Regions from separate parts of the Homo sapiens genome. Here regions 2 and 3 are each linked to region 1. Evidence: chromatin contacts called from ENCODE Hi-C or POLR2A ChIA-PET data. All regions are on one chromosome and are shown on one strand. Each heading gives the region's core, a stretch centred on a gene start or an enhancer-like site at or near the end of the contact. The rest is flanking DNA. Distances are from core to core; before and after follow the strand shown.

The links. A loop is a pair of places that touch in the nucleus more often than their neighbours do. ChIA-PET counts read pairs that join two places held with the same protein, here RNA polymerase II (POLR2A). Pooled maps may share reads with other maps.
Region 2: a pooled map shows a loop between it and region 1 (8-fold over the local background). The contact joins two enhancer-like sites. A Hi-C loop is called at or near these places in 3 of 37 single-sample maps with no recorded cell type and 9 of 50 pooled maps. POLR2A ChIA-PET finds 5 or more read pairs at or near these places in 1 of 52 experiments (activated CD4-positive, alpha-beta memory T cell).
Region 3: a loop to region 1 is called in a pooled map, with 11 times the contacts of the local background. The contact joins two enhancer-like sites. A Hi-C loop is called at or near these places in 3 of 37 single-sample maps with no recorded cell type and 7 of 50 pooled maps. POLR2A ChIA-PET finds 5 or more read pairs at or near these places in 3 of 52 experiments (activated CD4-positive, alpha-beta T cell, activated CD4-positive, alpha-beta memory T cell and activated T-cell).

What each region holds. Positions count from the first base shown.
Region 1 is chr7:55,307,073-55,310,972 of GRCh38, reverse strand. No RefSeq gene overlaps it. Among named protein-coding and RNA genes, the nearest start is that of ELDR, 53 kb to the right of the region's middle. RefSeq lists a silencer at 1-176. Within about 2 kb of position 1,857, at least 4 of the 41 ENCODE cell types and tissues checked have a DNase peak (open chromatin) inside an H3K27ac peak, as active enhancers do.
Region 2 is chr7:55,555,927-55,559,826 of GRCh38, reverse strand. The region is part of intron 1 of VOPP1 (VOPP1 WW domain binding protein); the gene reads left to right. Among named protein-coding and RNA genes, the nearest start is that of VOPP1, 15 kb to the left of the region's middle. Within about 2 kb of position 1,831, at least 3 of the 41 ENCODE cell types and tissues checked have a DNase peak (open chromatin) inside an H3K27ac peak, as active enhancers do.
Region 3 is chr7:55,131,730-55,135,629 of GRCh38, reverse strand. The region is part of intron 1 of EGFR (epidermal growth factor receptor); the gene reads right to left. Among named protein-coding and RNA genes, the nearest start is that of EGFR-AS1, 55 kb to the left of the region's middle. RefSeq lists enhancers at 1,851-2,850, 1,791-2,990, 3,504-3,900. Within about 2 kb of position 1,601, at least 24 of the 41 ENCODE cell types and tissues checked have a DNase peak (open chromatin) inside an H3K27ac peak, as active enhancers do.

The sequences.
Region 1 (3,900 bases), core at 608-3,107:
ACTTTAAATTGGTGCTTCTCAACTATAGGTGATTTCCCCCAACGAGGGACATTTGGCAATGTCCAGTGGACATATTTTTGTGTGTCATGACTCGGGGAGGGAGCTATTGGCATCCAGCAGGCAGAGCCAGGGATGCAAAGCATGCTGCCGTGCACAATACAGCCCTCACAGCAAAGATCAATGAGATGCCAAATGTCACTGATGTGGCTGTGGAGAAACCTGGCTCTGCAACACCCCTTCTTGCCTGCCTGGCGAATTCACCCAGTAACCAACTCACTGCGTCCATTCTTGCTGCACCTCTGACCTTCCTTCACAGGGCCTTTATAAATGCTAATTTGACCATATTACCATTCTGCTTAAAATGCTAATGATTTCCCAGGGCTTTCAAGATAAATCTCAAAATTCTGAACGTGGCTCACTAGCCTTGCATGGTGTGTCCCCTGCCAAGGTCACTGTCCAGCCTGTGGCTCTCTTCTCTAGCTGCCTGTGCTTCAGGAGTGCTGGTAACTGCCTCCTTCGGTTCCCTGGCTCCCACCCTCCATAGGTCCTTGGCGCTTCCTCTTCCTTTTGCCTGGCAGGCTCTCACTTTCCCTTACCTCCCTTCACTCTGCTCCTGCAGCTCCTGCAGATTTTAGTGCAGAGACCTTCTCACCAGGGAGGCCTTTCTGCATTTCCCAGACTGACTGGGAACGCCTAGTTGCAGCACTATAATTGTGATTAACCAGTAGTGTAATTGGTTGTTGGAAGTCTGAATCTTATGTGAAAACATCAGCTCTGCAGTGGCAGGGGCTGTATCCCCAGAGCCTATTGTGGGGCTTCCACCTAGAAGGGCCTCAAAGGACTATGAGCAAATGAATGAAACATGTGGTACCTAACGAATACCACTTCTGGTACACAGTAGGCACTCAGTAAATCCTTGAGGAATGGCTGACTATGTAAATGTCCTTGCGTCTACATTTTATTCAGCTTGAATGAATGAGATTTTCAGAATCTGTGTCCAGTTCCTGTCCTAGCAAACCAGGTCGAAGGCATCATGCTCTTCTGAGAGGTGTTTCTTCACTTTCCTTCAGTTTCAAATTTATTTGTAATGACAAGTAAAGGTGCTAAAACCACTACTACCAGAGTGCAGCTGGGGATTTTCTATGGCTCTGACTTCAGACAGCAAATTTAGATACTCCCTGACTCCTGAGAAATAACGGTTCCCATCCACACTTCATTTTCCATTCCTTTGACACTGACTTTTATTGGACAATCTTAATTCTTCAGCATTCCTGATGGCGTGTTTAACAGGCTTCCTGGTTTCTTGAGCTCACAAAGCAGAGCAGCCAAGTCACAGATGGAGTGACTTCTGAGCCCCGACTTAGTGTGGGCACCAAAGGCATGGGAGGAGGAGCACGGGACTCTAACCGAGCTGGAGGAACCGTGTCTGGAAGGTTGAGGCCCAAATGTGCAGGGGCCAAAAATGTAGAGGTCAAGGCAGAAAACCAGAGTGAATATCATGTTCGTGGTAGGAAATGTCCAGTTGTGTCAGTGTGAATCACACAGAAGGTGTGGAGGCAGTCAGCTCCAGACAAGTGGGCTAAAGTCTCTGAGCATGTGTCCTCACCTGTAAAACGGGGCTAATGAGCGCCCACTGCATGTGCTTGTGAGGATGAAATGAGCTGGCGGCTCAGGCCTGGTGTGGTAATGAAATGAGCTGGTGGTTGAGGCCTAGTGTAGTAATGAAATGAGCTGGTTATTGAGGCCTAGTGTGGTAACGAGCGCCCACCGCATGGGCTTGTGAGGAGGAAATGAGCTGGTGGCTCAGGCCTGGTGTGGTAACGAAATGAGCTGGTTGTTGAGGCCTAGTGTGGTAACGAGTGCCCACCGCATGGGCTTGTGAGGAGGAAATGAGCTGGTGGTTCAGGCCTGTTGCAGTAACCAGCACCCACAGCATAGGCTTGTTGTGAAGATGAAATGAGTTAGTGTTTCAGGCCTGGTACACAGTAGGTGCTATTTAGGCATTAGCCATTACTGTCAACTCACGTTTAGCTTGCATTTGGGGGAGTTTCAGCTTCAGATTAGGAAGGTTATAACTCCCAGGAGGAAACAGCCCAGGATAAATGATGAAACCTACAATCAGGGATCACAAACTACATGCAAAAAGAGGCCAGGAAGCCAATATGACCAAGCCAGAGAGCCAGGTGGAAACTTACACAGGAGAGATGCATGCCTCCCTCAGGGGCAGCAGCTGCTGAGCCCAGGAGACCCAACACTCTAGGGAATGTGGGCCCAGCAGGGTCACAACTTCCAAATTTTCAAGAGCAGCTGGGAATCCTGATTTTATATGAGGTCCTCAATGTTCAATGTTGGCAATAAATTCAAAGTTGTCTTGTTACTTTGGAAAGATATAAAAGTAAAAGTTGCTTTGTTACTTTGGCAGGGTTGCCAGACCATGATAGGCATGGTCTGGATACGGCCAAGGCTTGCTAGCCTGTGACCGCCACTGAGAGATTATCTGGTTGCTCTAGAGGTCTGACCCAAAGGAATTTCAGACACTGAGCAGCTGAACATACTAATGACCAGACGGCTTTCAACACCAGAGGTATTTGGAGTATGTGAGTTGCTCAAAGATGAGCAAGTGTTTCCCTTGATAAGAGAGGAGATAGATTTTATATAATATAGTTGGGAGATTTGTAAAATAGTTTAGCAATGAATTGCCTGTCTGTGCTTAGAAAAGCAAGAAGTGGCTAGAATTTGGCATTGGATTTGATGAAAAACTATGCAAACCAGCTTTTTGTTTCTTTCTTTGTTTTTTTGTTTTCGGACACAGGGTCTTGCTCTGTCACCCAGGCTGGAGTGCAGTGGTGCAATCATGAATCACTGAAGCCTCAGTCTCCCATGCTCAAGTGATTCTCCTGCCTCAGCCTCCCAACTACCTGGGACTGCCTGTATGCACCTCCACAGTCAGCTAATTTTTGTATTTTTTATAGAGACGGGGTTTTGCCATGTTGCCCACACTGGTCTCGAACTCCTGGGCTCAAGTCTCTGCCTGCCTCAATCTTCCACAGTGCTGGAATTACAGGAGTGAGCCACTGTACCTGGCTCCAAAGTAGCTTATTTCCTTTTGAACCCAGTTTTAAGATCAAAAGATTGGTAGAATGAGCAACACTGACACTGAAATTCTGCAAGGCATTTGATCTTTTTACTTCGTTTTGTCCACATTGCCCCTTTGGATGAGAGGGAAATGCAGGTTAGACAATGATGCAATGGGCATGAGTGTTGAGCAATAAAGTCTAAGTGCATGTCTTTCTCAAAAGGTAGTCTAAGGCCCAGGGAACATCAGGGAAAACAGTACAGGGAAATTGCTCTCAAGAAAATAAGAGTTTAAAGAAAAAATGAAGAAAAGTACATAGAAGGGAAATTCAAACAGAAGAGGATGGGTGTGTGGTGGCCTTTCAATAGTGTGTGTGAAGGCCTCTTCCACACTTTCACTGGAGACTTCAACGATAGTATATCTCAGGCCCAGTCTCATTTCCCAGCTTCTGCCTTCTCCACTCCTTGCAGCTACCTCCTGCTGAATTCCACGCTGCCCTGTCCTCCCAGCCTCTGGACCAATCCCCTCCAGGCAAGCTCATCAGCAACTGCTTGCTCCTGGACTCCAATCAGAAAGTGCTGAGCCTGTAATCCCAAGGCCTTGCCCAGAGGGAGCTCTCCCTGGTTCCAGTTTGCTAGGACTGGTTTCCACTGTGCCTCCCATCTTGTTCTCGCTAGCTCCTCTTCCAGAGACTAAGCCCTTTCTTTCCACATTTCAAACAACTGTAACCCCTAAGAGAGCTCTCCTGAGCTGTGGCTTCTTGTCCACCAGATTCTCAGTTCCTTCCCTCACAGCCCCCTAGAACAGGATTCCACCGTCTTCCT
Region 2 (3,900 bases), core at 582-3,081, 250 kb before region 1:
TGGGGCTGACATGGGCAGTGGAGTGAATGAGAACTTGCCGGTTCCACTGCATGTGCCCTGGGTTGGGATGGAGTCATTAACATAGGTTGTAGGTCTGTTTTATGCTTTGAGTTCTTGGTGGAATGACTCAGGAAAAATATGTATTGGTTTTATTAATAGCTAGTCACCCCAGTGGAAGCTGAGATTCATCTCTGACTTTCTGAATTGCATGAGAAGTTAAATCGCAGATAGGGAGAAGGCTTTCTCTCATAATGAGAGCCTTGGACAAATTGAGATCACAGGTTACTTGATACAATTGATGCTTTTATCACTTCCTGGCAGAAAAGGAGCTGGACTTCAAAATCACGACATCTGGGCCCTGGTCAGCTGAGCCAGGCATTAGAGTCCTTCCACTGTGGTGGCCTGTTGGTCGGCCCAATGGCACGGTCAGCGGCTGCTCTCAGGGGCTTGCTAATGGGCAGTGCTCACCTTCCTCCATAAGATGGGAAGGGTAGGCATCCTAATTAGGAGTCTCTGGTCCCTTTCTGAGTGTCAGCATGACCTAGTGATGTATTCAGAGAAGCTGCCAAGAGTGGAAGTGGATTTATTTAGTGATGATTGTCACCACTAGAATCAGTACCTTTTTAAACTCCACCCTGTTTATCTGAATTCAGTTGTGTGTATGGTTCTTGTTTTGATGGATGGCTCAGGCTCCCATTGAAGCCATCAGAGGCTCCCTCTGATGATGAGGGAGCAGACTAAAAAACCGTTACTATCCACTGGATACTTAGTGACTTATATATAGCTCAAGTTGTTTGCAAAGCTTTGGGCACAAATAAAATTAATATAATTAGGTCTTCAGAAGGAAATGCAGGATGGTATTAAACTTTTCAGTGAGGCTATCTTGTCGCTAACCTTGAACACTGACCTTTCCTTTGCTTTCTTCTTTGGTTTTTAGCAACTCTGCGTTATTATTGCTGAAGAGGGCTCAGAACACTAAAATAGCTCTTTGTCAGTCAGCTTTACTAATGATAATGATGCCAGGGTTTGGTGTTCACCCTGTAGCCATGCTGTGTTTGAGGCTGTATGTAGTCTGAAGTTTTTACTCTGTCTTTTGGGTCTTTGTCTGCAAGGAGCCTGGGGTTGGACATGGATGGATGGGTGGGTGGATCTGGGAAGTGAAGAGACTTTACAGCACCTGACACAGCACAGTAGCCTCTGGACAGGGATGCCTGGGCTCTCTGGAGGCTGAGCAGAGATGATTGGAATTGGCATTAGCAGGGTGTCTCTGGGGTGGCAGGGTCCTCTCCCCGATTAAAGCATCATCTGTCACCCCTGCAGGTGTGCACACCTGAACAGGTTAGCAGGTGAGAAACACATTATTTGTATGAGTTTTCATTTAGTTGTCTGATGGAAGTTTAAGGAACATATTAAAAATATGAAGGATATTCTTTTTCTTAAAATTCATTCTTTTGTATTTAATTTTTTTTGACATACAACAAGCTGAACATAATTAATGTATACAGCTTGATGAGTTTGGAGATAAGCATGCACCTATGAAACCACCTCCACAATTTATGCCATAAGCCTCTAAAAGTTTCCTCCTGCTGTCTGGTTATTATTATTATTATTATTGTGTGTCATAAGGTCTACCCCTTAGCAGATTTCTAAGTACACAGTAGAGTAGTGTTAACTGCAGGACCTCTGTGGCACAGCAGCCCTCTAGGACTCACTGATTTGCATAACTGAAACTTTGTACTTTTTGACAAATACCTAATTTCCCCTCCTCCCAACCCCACGCAACGCCATTCCACCCTCTGTTGAAGGGTTTTCTTGTCTGTCTGTACTTGCAATGCCCCACAGAGTACTTACTAAACCGCATATTGATTAGAACGTCTTTGGCCCTCAGTGATAGGAAACCCAATTCAAGTAGTGCAGACTTGGAGGAAGTTCATTATCTGGCATGGTTAGGAGTCCTCCTGTTGGAGGCCCCGGGCCTGAGTTGTTCAGAGGCTCTACACACCCTCTCATTTGCTCCACCTTCCATTCTGCCATTCTCTGCGGACGGTCCTGCCCTTGTGGTTGTGTGTAGGTTGCAGCAGCTCCTTACAAAATGCAAATCAGTCAGCATCCAGCATGTCTTTCTTATGTATGTGTTTTGTTCTGTTGTGGCTGGGCAGAGTTACTTGGCCCCTTCCTTTTCCCATCCCCACAATATTCCAGTATTTTCTAATGGGGCACTCATTTTGGGTGGGGTTGGTGTTAGATGGGTCCTGAAGAATCGGAATTTTCAGATTGGAAGTCAAGCCAACGATTGAAATATAAACAGACATAAGAGCCTTCTTGCTAGCATATGGGGTTTTTTTAAGTCCTTTTTTTTTTTTTGAAACATCTTATGTTTGAGTATTTTTTTAAAACTTTCCAACCTTATTTTATTTCTCCAGATGATGGTGGCAATGTGATAACCAGCACTTAGCAGGTGCTTGTTGTGTGGCAGCATTGTTTTAAGTAAGCACATGGTGTTTCATCTGTGCAGCCTTCCCACCCCTGCCCCAGGCTCCGTGCTGCCCTCCTGTCCATTTTGCAGATGAGTGGACTGTGGCTCAGGAGACTGGGGCTTTCTCAAGATTTTCTGCAGTCGGACCTAGCATTCAAACCTCAGCAGATTGACTTGCCAACCTAAAATAATGAAAGGGGTCAGAATATGATTTAAAGAGCATTTAAATAAGTACAAAGTGTGAGGTAGGCCACCCAGAAACACCAACTCCGAAGAAATGGAGTCAGTTTTCCGAAGTAGGAAGTGAAGGCTTCATTTATGTGGGCTGAGACAGTGGAGTTTTTAGCAGGATTACAACATTATTCATACAAGGTTGGTGTGTATGTTATAGCAATTTGATTGGCTCTAGGTGATGTTTCTTTTTGGGGAGGGGATATTTAACATTTTCTTAACAGAGGGTGTAATAGTCCTGGGTTTTCTTTCACCTGGTCTAAGCGAAGCAGGGCAATGAAGGGGGAGTTAATCTACAACAAGGGTCATTAATTCAGAGGGCGGGAGGCTTTTGACCCTGACATGGTTTCCCTTTAGTCAATGTACAGAGCAAGAAAAAGAAGAAAATGAGTTATCTATAATCTGAGAAACATAAATTGTAACCATATGTGACTCAGATCACAGTCACATTTCTCTCAAAGCTTGAAGTGTTTTGGGGGGGGGTTCCAACAGCTTTTAGGTTTATTTGTTTTCACAGACTTCAGAGTATGTTCTTAAAGCCCCAATGTGTGAAGTTTATATAATCATAGCATTTTTCTCTTTGAGGTTCCATCATGGCCTGTCGTGGAGGGAGTTCCTGTTGCTGGTTCACGTTATGCATTTTGGTTATTAAGAGACTGAGAAACTCCATCATGTTATCCTAAGTAATGTGTCTTTATTATAAATAGAATGTGGAAATTTGGAAGATGAGAATTTTGGCTCATGGAATCCAGAAGTGGATGAACAGGTTTGCGAACTGGAGGATGGCTTAGAAAGGAACTGGCAAGGCTCACTGTGGCCTTGAGACCTGGTGGAATGAGTCAGGGTCATTGTCCTGCTGGGCTGAACCCCTGTCTCTCCCACCTCCTCCTGCCTTGCTAGGTAGCCTGCACTCACCCAGTCCTTTGTGGCAGGCTGGGCTCAGAAGGTCTCAGAGGAAGCTCAGCAGGTGGCTGGGAGAGAGCAGAGGCTGCCCTTAGGGACACTAGGTGAGTGCAGCAGCTTTCTGTTTCATACATTGAGTGCTTGGGGCCCCTCATAGGTAAGCAGCAGAGGGGCTTCCAGCACATACCCATGTTCTCATTATCATATACAGGTTATTAGAGAGGCGAAATCTACGGGGAAACATCTTAGAACACATGGAAAAGAAAACAAGTGAGTTTTGCTGATGGCTA
Region 3 (3,900 bases), core at 352-2,851, 180 kb after region 1:
TTTTCATTGTGGGTTTAATCAAAACTTTTGTGGGATGGAAAAAGTCATAATTTTGAAGACAACTTTTATTCACAAAGCAAATTTTATGTTTTTTCCTCAGTTGTTCCTTATTTTACCCTATTTTATTCCACAACTAATAAATAGTTCTTAACTGATAGGCATCCAAAGATACCTGTCAAACTGAATGTGAATCTATATTGGAACTTGAAAATACACATGTGATACTCAAAAAGTCCTTTTGAATTTCTGACAATCTTCCATGTACATTATAATATGCCTTCTGGACTAAACATGCCAAGCTGCGGCATGCCCAGCACAGCTGCAAACTCATGTATCTCTAATTAAGTTAACAAGCAGAAGACTTGAAAATAACATCTCTTTATTTTGAGTTAGGGAACAGAATACCCAAACTGGTGGACTTCCAACCCCATGATTCTCCTTCTAGCCATTAAAAGAATCCAAAGCCAAGCTTGTGATTTGTAAAATATACACTAAGTAGAGTGAGAATACCTCTTGGGAGTTCCCACCCTCTTGGGAGTTCACTGATGCTTCTGATCACAGGAAGGCCAGTTCACAAGGGACTGTGGAATATGCTTCCAGTGACATCATCAAACTTCTACAGTGTGAAGATTGTGATGGTACCATTATGGGATGATCTCTAGCCAGTTATCTCAACATGCTGGGTCTCAGTGCTCAGTGTACTCTGATTGACATGGGGCCAGCTCGGCGAATTTCACAGGGCAGTTGTGAGCAGTACTGAGATCATGGACATGAAAGGGCCTCAGAAATCATAGATCTCTCTAAATATGGAGCATGACACTGAGGCTTCACATGGCAGCAACTATTGCAATCTATTTCTGCCTATGTGCCTTCAATGATAACTGTTTTACCTTCATTGGTTTTTAAACTAATAATCTTAAATCACTTTCCATTTTTTATGGGCAACTGAATGGCTAGTAAATCAGAAATGAATTTGACCTGTTATTGGACTATAAGAAACAAAATTGGGCTAAAAAAGATTTCAGAAAGCAATACCCGTTGATCTGTTATGTATTCAATACAATAGTTTCATTTTGAGTCCCTACTGTGTGCCGGGCAGCACCCTTTGCCCTGGCAGGCAGTTTCTCATAACGTTTCCATTTTAAACACAAGGACACACAGGAAACAAGGCTTTTGGACGGAGGAAGGCAGATGATTTACCTGGAACTGAACCTGGATATGGCTGGGGTGGGCCTCACTGTGTCCTGAATCCTGGAACTGGACCTGCATGTGGCTGGGGTGGGCCTCGCTGAGTCCTGAGTCCTGGAACTGGACCTGTGTGTGGCTGGGGTGGGCCTCACTGAATCCTGAGTCCTGGAACTGGACCTGGATGTGGCTCGGGTGGGCCTCACTGTGTCCTGAATCCTGGAACTGGACCTGCATGTGGCTGGGGTGGGCCTCGCTGAGTTCTGAGTCCTGGAACTGTATCTGTGTGTGGCTGGGGTGGGCCTTGCTGAGTCCTGACTCCTGAGCAGGGGACATTGGAGAAAGGACAGGATGCTGGCTTCGATTCAAAATCCCTCTGTGTGAGAGGATAGATAGCAGTGAGCGTGCTGGGCCTGGCTTTCCTTCCTAGACAGAGGGTGAGTAAACGCCTCCTCTCGGGCCAGCATTCTACTTGTCTAATCTCTGCGCTGAGACTTTTGCTTACTCATGTTCAGGGGCTCTCTCTTTACACACAGGCATACTTTTGAACTGAATAATACCACTTCCCCTCCAAAAGTCTGTGGGCCAGGCCGGTGCTTGCACTCTGTGCCTCCACTGTGTCCAGGGCATCTGCCTTGCTGCTTCAGGGCCGTGTGGCTCCTCCAGTGGCGCCTCAGACCTGCCAGAGAAGGGCAGTGCAGAGCCAGGGCGGCAGGAGCCCCAGCAGAGCTGGCCTCTCCCTTCCTGGCTCGCTGGGGAGCCGACAGCACCACAGAACCCGGGGTGGGACAGAATGGGGCAGTGTGGACGTGGGGATGACGGAGATTGCATGATTATCACCAAAGGTGAGCTCAGAGACATCTGGTAGAAGGTAGGGGGAGATACAGAATTCCTAAATGGGGTTGGCATCAAAGATCACTGCTGGAAAATCGGCTTCAAAACCCGGCCAGCTGACTTCAGGAAGCCAGCTCTTTGTTCAAAGTCAAGACTGCCCTGTGCTACCTCCCTTCCCCTCTGACTTCACGTCCCTCTTTGTTACTGGAGAGCTGGTGAGCACCAGGCAGTAGAAAGGTGCCAAGGGCTGCTGGGGGCTGCAGACTGCACAGCCCAGCCCAGCCTCCACCACCCCAGCAGGCTCACTGGGCAGCTCACTCTTTCTTCCTCAGCTTTGCATGAGACAGCTCAGTGCTGCCTGCCAGGGTGCAACTCTTCTCTTCCTAGACAGGCCCTCACAACCGAAGGCACCCTAGCAAGGTGATGTGCAGGTAAAGACAGGCAGGGCTGCCGGGAGTTCACCTCGCTGGGCGCTGTCTCACCCAGTCCACACACCTTTTCTCCTCTATCTTCTATTCAGTTCAGGCCCGTGACTCACTCCTTGATGACAAAGGCTGAGTAATATTTCCCATATGAAGCTGTTTATTTGCTGGTTGAGCTGTCGCCCTAGAAGTCATGTGAATACCAAGCATGGCTGAGAAGCTCCGTGGCCAGATGGAGTCAGCCACAGAGGTTGCATGATGACCCTTTGGCCAGGCTCACTCCACCCTGCTCTGAGATGCACACCAGGCACCAAAGTTGCTTGTTCTTTTGTTCATTAATTCAACTACAACATATCTAGTAAAGTAGCGCGAAGGTAGCTGCTAAGGATGAATCAGAAGTACTCACTGCCCTGAAGGAATATGTGAGTCCTTTGGGGAGGCAACTTTACACATGAAACAGTCACAGGACATCTCAGAGCCATGCAGTGTAGAGGTGTGCTAAAGGAACACACGTCAGAAAGAGAAGTCAGTCAGCTCGAGAACTGGGACGAAAGCACCAATATTCCTCATTACCAAGCAAATGAAAACATAATACTTCACATTCAGATTAGAAGACTACCTTGCCTACAAGTGCCAAGTGTTGGGCTTGGTGACTTCACCATACGTAAAATACATAGTCCCACCATTTACCACTAAAAATAAAGTTTCTTCCATTTCTTTTTTTTATGCCTTCCCATCCTCTGGATTCGAATTGGGGGATACAAGTTATTATCCTTCCTGGTTTGTTCATAGTTATCTGTAAGAAACACATCTTCATTCATTCTTCTTATAGTCAAAAATCCTGAAACAGATATGTAATTTGCAAGGAAATAAAAGATCTCTGACTCAAAAATTGGGATTGGAAATTCTTTTTGCAAATGTTTATCTGCAGAGAGATTTTGTTTGGCTTCCGTGGGGTGGTGCATATCCACCCCTAGCCCAAGATGGTTTAAATGTTCTTTTAAAATTTTTCTTCAATTTTTACCCATGTTTTTTAAAAAATCAATCTCTACTGCAGAATTGCGATTTAAAGCCATCTCTATAAACATACACACATTTACATTGGTTTACCCATGAACATTAGGAAAAAAGCATAAAAGCCCCTCTTTCAAAAAAAAAAAGACAACCAAAAATCGAAAGAAAAGAGCAATCACAAAGACACCAGGAGCAGGTCAGTGCACCAGTGTGCTTCTTTTTTTTTTTTTTTTTTCTGAAAGCAAAGATGCTCCCTGCGCTTGTCCCTTTGACCTCTGCAGCACTGGGCCACAGAATGGCCACGTCTAGCTGCTCCACTGTTCCATGACAGCTGTTAGCCTGGGAGGCTGTGCTGTGTGAATGTCTCTGAATGCTGACAGCGCAAGGGGTCAGCAGCAGGGACCTCAGAGCATGCTGGACACCCCAGGGCCTCTGGACTTTTCCC